Linked DNA regions of Homo sapiens: region 1 is linked to region 2. Evidence: chromatin contacts called from ENCODE Hi-C or POLR2A ChIA-PET data. All regions are on one chromosome and are shown on one strand. The core of a region is the stretch at or near the end of the contact, and the rest is flanking DNA. Distances in the headings are between cores, read along the strand shown. Region 1 overlaps GALNTL6 (polypeptide N-acetylgalactosaminyltransferase like 6). Region 2 overlaps GALNTL6 (polypeptide N-acetylgalactosaminyltransferase like 6).

The links. Hi-C counts contacts between places; a loop is a spot of excess contacts on that map. ChIA-PET counts read pairs that join two places held with the same protein, here RNA polymerase II (POLR2A). Pooled maps may share reads with other maps.
Region 1: a map of ascending aorta shows a loop between it and region 2 (2.8-fold over the local background). The contact joins two enhancer-like sites. A Hi-C loop is called at or near these places in 5 of 168 maps with a recorded cell type or tissue (K562, PC-3, aorta and 2 more) and 6 of 50 pooled maps. POLR2A ChIA-PET finds 5 or more read pairs at or near these places in 1 of 52 experiments (CD4-positive, alpha-beta memory T cell).

Annotation. Positions count from the first base shown.
Region 1 is chr4:172,997,909-173,000,983 of GRCh38, reverse strand. All of the region lies in intron 10 of GALNTL6 (polypeptide N-acetylgalactosaminyltransferase like 6), which reads right to left. Among named protein-coding and RNA genes, the nearest start is that of GALNT7, 170 kb to the left of the region's middle. Within about 2 kb of position 1,761, at least 6 of the 41 ENCODE cell types and tissues checked have a DNase peak (open chromatin) inside an H3K27ac peak, as active enhancers do; they include ascending aorta, where a contact is called at or near this core.
Region 2 is chr4:172,961,145-172,964,480 of GRCh38, reverse strand. The region is part of intron 10 of GALNTL6 (polypeptide N-acetylgalactosaminyltransferase like 6); the gene reads right to left. Among named protein-coding and RNA genes, the nearest start is that of GALNT7, 210 kb to the left of the region's middle. Within about 2 kb of position 1,785, at least 7 of the 41 ENCODE cell types and tissues checked have a DNase peak (open chromatin) inside an H3K27ac peak, as active enhancers do; they include ascending aorta, where a contact is called at or near this core.

The DNA of each region.
Region 1 (3,075 bases), core at 512-3,011, 37 kb before region 2:
TCAGAATAATCTCATCTTAATTAATTACATCTGCAATAACCTGATTTCCAAATAAGGTTACATTCTGAGGTACCAAGGATTAGGATTTCAACATATAAATTTTGGGGAGACATAATTCAATCCATTAGTAGTGGATATCCAGTTTTCCCAGCACCATTTGTTGAACAGACTGTCCATTCCTTATTGAGTGATATTGGCACCCTTGTCAAAAATCAATTAACTTTGCATGTGAGGGCTTATTTCTTGGCAATCTATTGGATTCCCTTGGTCTATATGTCTATCTTTATGCCTGTACCACACATTTTTTGGATTACTGTAGCTTTGTATTAAGTTTTGAAATTAGGAAATGTGGGTTCTCCAACTTTGTTTTTCTTGTTCAAGATTGTTTTCATTATTCAGGTTCCTTTGAGATTCCATATAAATTTTAGGATGGGTTTTTCTATTTTCACAAAATATTCCATTTAGATTTTGATAGATTGCATCTAATCTGTAGATCACTTTGCGTAGTATCACCATTTAACAATAACACGTTTTTAAATCCATGAACATGGGATGTTTTTCCATTTATTTAGATATGCAATTTCTTTCAGTAACATTTTGTGGTTTTTTATGAGTCTTTAGACCCATTTGTTAAATGTGTTTCTACTCTCATTTATTTTTCGGGAGACATATAATGTAGTGGTTAAATGCACATATTCTGAAGTTAGACTGCCCAGAGTTTGATTTCACCATTTAGTAGGGCTGCATGGCATTAAGCAAGTTAACTTAACTTATTTTTGCCTCAGTTTTTTTCCTTAAAATTAAGGATAATGCTTCATAAATGTGATGTGAGTATTAAATGAGATTATACATATATTTGTTTTAGTGTATGGACCATATTATGTGCTCAATAGATGTTAATGTTTCATAGTAGTAGTAGCAGTAGTATCAAGATGTAGTAAGAAATGAGACTGGGGCAGTGTATTGGTGCCATTTTGTGAAGAGTCTTAAATATCAAGATAAGGGATTTAGACCTTGTTCTGTTGGCAAAAAGATCATTAAATGTTTTTGAGAACAAAAACTTGTTTTAGACAGTAAATTCTGGTGATTATGAGAAAGACAGGTGGAGAGTTATGTAATTGTCATAATGGGTACTAGTTCTAATTGGCAATGAGAATCTGAACTAATGATAGAATGTATCCAAATAATATATCCAAATTATATATATATATATATAATATGTATTCAAAAGAAGATATGTGTTTAGACATTTTAAATAAAAATTACAGCTCTTGACAACTGTTTCCATGAGTATAATAAAGAAGGCATGCTGAGTTTGAGGTGTCTCTGGGACATCTATATATAGACACCTAGAAGTCTGAAATTTGGAAGATGGGTCAGGGTAAGAAATGCCTATTTGGGTATATGCTCTTATCTACTGTTCTACTAATATTTTGCTAATATTCTACTAATATTTTGCCTTTCAACTTCAAATCCTTTTTTGCCTTAGTTTGTGATTCTCAAGATGGACCCTGTAGATATTTCTCCTTTGTCAGTGGATACAATTTTGTCAGTGGATACAATTTTGCTAATAGAGGGTGCTGGAAGGACACTGGAAGGGCTGAGCAGGAGGAAGGTTTTTCGTGTGTGTGTGTGAGTGCGCACGCATGCACAGTTTTTCCATGTGATAGCCAGTAAATGGGCATGTGGGGTGGGGTGGAAGAGAGCAGCCCTCGCAGGAGTGGCCCTCAGAGATAAGCAGCAGCTGCTATGTCCTGCAAGTTTCTTTATCACTACCAAGCTGCATGTATATGACAGCCACACCACATCAAATGAGGCCTGAATCTCAACCTTGGCGTGGGAAAAGTTGGAGAGTTCTTCTAAGTTTCCAAGTTCCTGCCTTGCTCACATTCCTCAGCCCTAATGATAGTTATTGTTTTTTGGAGTTGCTGCTTCAGTACTCCCTAGAGCCCTCTTTTACCCCTTTTACCAGCCAACGTTTTTTTTTTTTTTTTAATATTAAAATGTCCCTATTCAAATTACTGGTGTGATTTCTGTCTTCTGGCTGGACTTGGACTGATGCAACCACGTATGAGTAAGAATTGAAATAATAGAAGTACATGATCTCACTCAAGCAAAGAATAGAAATGAATTTGAGAAGATTGAGGGGGGAACTCCAGGGAATGACTTTTTTTGAAAGTGAGCAAAGAAAGTGTAGCTAGAAATAAGAAGGAGAAAATAAGAAGAAATCATAAAGAAGCCTGGGAGAAGAGTTTCAAGGTGGGAGGGGTGAGCTGCAGTGTCAAATTTCATAGAGGGATCCAGTAGGGGAGGCCTAGGGAGAGGCTGTTGGATTTGGCAATAAGGAAGTCACCAGAGACCTTTCAAAGGACAGTTTCTGTGGTTTCATGAATGAAGGTAGAAGACAGATTGCCAAGAGGACTGAGAAAAAAATGGAAGGTGAACAGAGTCAACAAATGGAAGTTTCTCTTTCAAGAAGCTTGATAGTGATGGGAATGATATATACAGGAGAAAAGCAGAATTAAAATAAACATTTTGGGGATAGGGATATTTGAGAATAGAATTACATATAAGCCCTAACATAATTCATTTGAGACTCTGATAAAAAAATTGTGAAGTGCTTGTAGAAATTAAAAGCAGCATATAAATGCAACATACTAGGAATGCTTTTGTGATTCTTATAGGATTTTTCACTATTTAAGGCTTTGCCTCATAGCCATCACACCATTTTTGCTTAAACAGATCCATTCCACCTCTAATTGCTCCATGCTAGTCACATCCAATGACTGCTGGCAGAGACCACCTAGTGCCTTTCCTTCAAATTATGCCTGCAGAGATTTTCTTCCTATCTTGTGCACATTTTCCTTTTCTGAATTTACCATAAATGTAATTGCTTTGGCATCTCTCTCTTGCCCTGGGACTTGTTGGGACTACTCATTTCAGAAGCTGGCTTACATTATGCAAGAGAAAGAAGAGCCCACAGCAGAAATATTATCAGAGGGCCCTTAGGTTTATATGTGTTCTGCTTCAAATCACCTTTTCCTAAAGCCATGTCTTGCCACTTGAAGCTAAGCA
Region 2 (3,336 bases), core at 536-3,035:
TAAAAAGTTTGCACAATCGCAAGGTGACAAATGGATGTACCCAGATTGGCACATTGAGGACAGTAAGCAGACACTTCTTAAAAGAATTTATGGCACTGGTTGGAAAAGACACGTTTGTCTATTTTACATCTTTTATTCCTTCTTACACATGATATTTAGAATTCTGCAGAACTCTTCTTTTTAGACTATAAAGGAGCACTCTAAATGACTTTAGCAAATTCATGAATTCTAAGGAGGAGAAGGCGAAAATAATAGGGAATTCAGTTTCTTTCATTTAGCATCTTGACACAAAAAGAGGCACTCCATATGTGAGTGGTTTAAGAATAGTTTTCCACTTTAAACCTGTTCTTACCCTATCCAACATAGCATGGGGGAAAGCACATTGCTTCTATTTGAACAGCACTGAGGGCTGTTCAATTTATTCCATGGTTCAGAATCCTATTTATTCTCTCTGGGACTCATCACCTCCCCACTCTACCCACTCTCCTTGCCTACCAGAGGATGGAATGACTTCTGGAGAGTACTGCTATATCAGATATGACTGTAATCTCTTCTGCCTTTTAAGTAGGAAGCTGGTAGGCAGAGTTTGGAAATTGCTGAACAGAGGCTTTTAACTTTTGGAGTTTCTCCTTCTTCCCCATAGGATGTCAGAACGGAATATTTTGTAACTTGTTTAACTATCAAATGGACCACAGACCCGACTGTTCATGAGAATCAGTTACCTGAGAGTCATTACTCAAACTGCCTTTCTGGCCGAGCTTTCCAAAGAAGTGGACTTTGTGTGGCCATGGAGGGAGTGACTGTCTAGTGTGCCCTGGGGTGGCTTCACACACACAGGTGTGTGGGCAAAGCTGTGAATGGCAGGTGGGACAACAGGGAGCCAGGATCCCCCATTCATTCATCTTTCATTCATTCAACAAATATTTATGAAGCACCTACTATATGCTAGACACTATGTCTTTCTGCGAAAGAGCAGTAGCAACACAACAAACCAACAAAATCCTTGTGTCACCGAGTTTACTTTCTAGTGGGAGAGATAGATGAGAAACATGATAAAAAAATAAATTACATGGCTTGTTATATAGTGATGGATGCTAGGGAGAAAAATAAAGGAGGAAAGGGAGTAGGGAGTGTTTAAGTATGCATGTGGATGTGTGTGGGTGTTGTTGCAATTTTAGATAGGATGACTAGGGAAGACCTTACTGAGAAGATGAATTTTTGAGTGAGGACCAGAAGGAAGTAAGGGCGGGAGCCATATGATTTCTGAGACTGGAGGATTCTAAGCTGCAGGAATAGTAAATGCAAAGGTGCTGAGGTCAGACTGACCTGGCCTGTGTGAAGACTGGTGACGAGGACAGTGGGCCCTGAGAGGAGGAAGCCAGGGGGTGAGGAGTCAGAGAGGAGGTTGGAGGGGACACAACAGGGGTCAGATTGTTTAGAATCTTATAGGTAAGGACTTTCATTTTTACCTAGAAATAGATGGCAGCCAGTGAAAGCTTGAATGGAGGAGTGGTGGCCTCGTCTCCAGTTTGTTTTAAGTGGACTGTGTTGAGAATAAACCGAAGCGCGGCAGGCAGAAGCAGGGAGATGAGCCAGGAGACAAGTGCAGTAATCCAGCTGAATTTGTCAGGGAAATGAGTGGCGGTTTATAGGCTGTTTATGGTCTGTAACATATCCTTTACAAGCTGAGTTCCAAGTACCAGAGCCAAAAATTGCCTAAGCACGTCATTGTTTACCCAGAATCAGGCTGGCGCAGACAAGCAGGTGGAAAACTGTTCCAAGTACAAGTGCATAAAATGGTGAGTTGCCCTGCTTCTTGGCCCAGATCTCCCATAAAGGAATCTTGTGTTTACATTGCTGGAGGTTTGTGGTTCCTTCCCATAAATGCTTAAAAAGAACCACCGAGTCTGCATTCTCCTTTTCACTTTCTTACTAAAATAATAATTGACTTATTACATTTATTTAGGAACTCCGCCCATTCTGACAATTAATTTAAAGTTTATAGGAAACTAAAAAGCTCTTTCAGATACTGGATTGGATCCTGGAACAGAAAAAGGACGTTAGCAAAAAAAACTAGTGAAATCTGAATAAAGTCTTGTTTAGTTAATAGTATTATACTAATGTTAATTACTTAGCTTGATTAAATATACCACAGTTAATGTGGTAAATGTCAGGCCTCTGAGCCAAAGCTAAGCCATCATATCCCCTGTGACCTGCACGTACACATCCAGATGGCCAGTTCCTGCCTTAACTGATGACATTCCACCACAAAAGAAGTGAAAATGGCCTGTTCCTGCCTTAACTGATGACATTACCTGGTGAAATTCATTTTCCTGGCTCATCCTGGCTCAAAAGCTCCCCCACTGAGCACCTTGTGACCCCCACCCTTGCCAGCCAGAGAACAACCCTCCCCTTTGACTGTAATTTTCCTTTACCTACCCAAATCCTATAAAATGGCACCACCCCATCTCCCTTTGCTGACTCTCTTTTCGGACTCAGCCCACCTGCACCCTGGTGAAATAAACAGCCTTGTTGCTCACACAAAGCTTGTTTGGTGGTCTCTTCACACAGACATGCGTGAAATTTGGTGCCATGACTCAGATCGGGGGACCTCCCTTGGGAGATCAATCCCCTGTCTTCCTGCTCTTTGTTCCATGAGAAAGATCCACCTACAACCTCTGGTCCTCAGACCAACCAGCCCAAGGAACATCTCACCAATTTAAAATCTGGTAAGCAGCCTCTCTTTATTCTCTTCTCCAGCCTCTCTCACTATCCCTCAACCTCTTTCTCCTTTCAATCTTGGCACCATCTTTCAATCTCTCCCTTCTCTTAATTTCAATTTCTTTCCTTTTCTGATAGAGACAAAGGAGACACGTTTTACCCGTGAACCCAAAACTCTGGTGCCGGTCACGGACTTGGGAAGACAGTCTTCCCTTAGTGTGTAATCACGTGGGGATGCCTGCCTGATTATTCACCCACATTTCAGAGGCGTCTGACCACGTGGGGACGCCTGCCTTGGTCCTTCACCCTTAGCAGCAAGTACCGCTTTTCTGGGGGGGCAAGAACCCCCAACCCCTTATCTCCATGTCTCTACACCTTCTCTGCTTTTCTGGGAGGCAAGAACCCCCCGACCCCTTCTCTCTCTCTACCCCTTCTCCACTTTCCTGGGGGGGCAAGCACCCCCCACCCCTTCTCTCTGTGTCTCTACCCCTTCTCCGCTTTTCTGGTGGGCAAGAACCCCCCAACCCCTTCTCCCCGTGTCTCTACCCCTTCTCCACTTTCCTGGAGGGCAAGCACCCCCCACCCCTTCTCTCTGTGTCTCTACCCCTTCTCCGC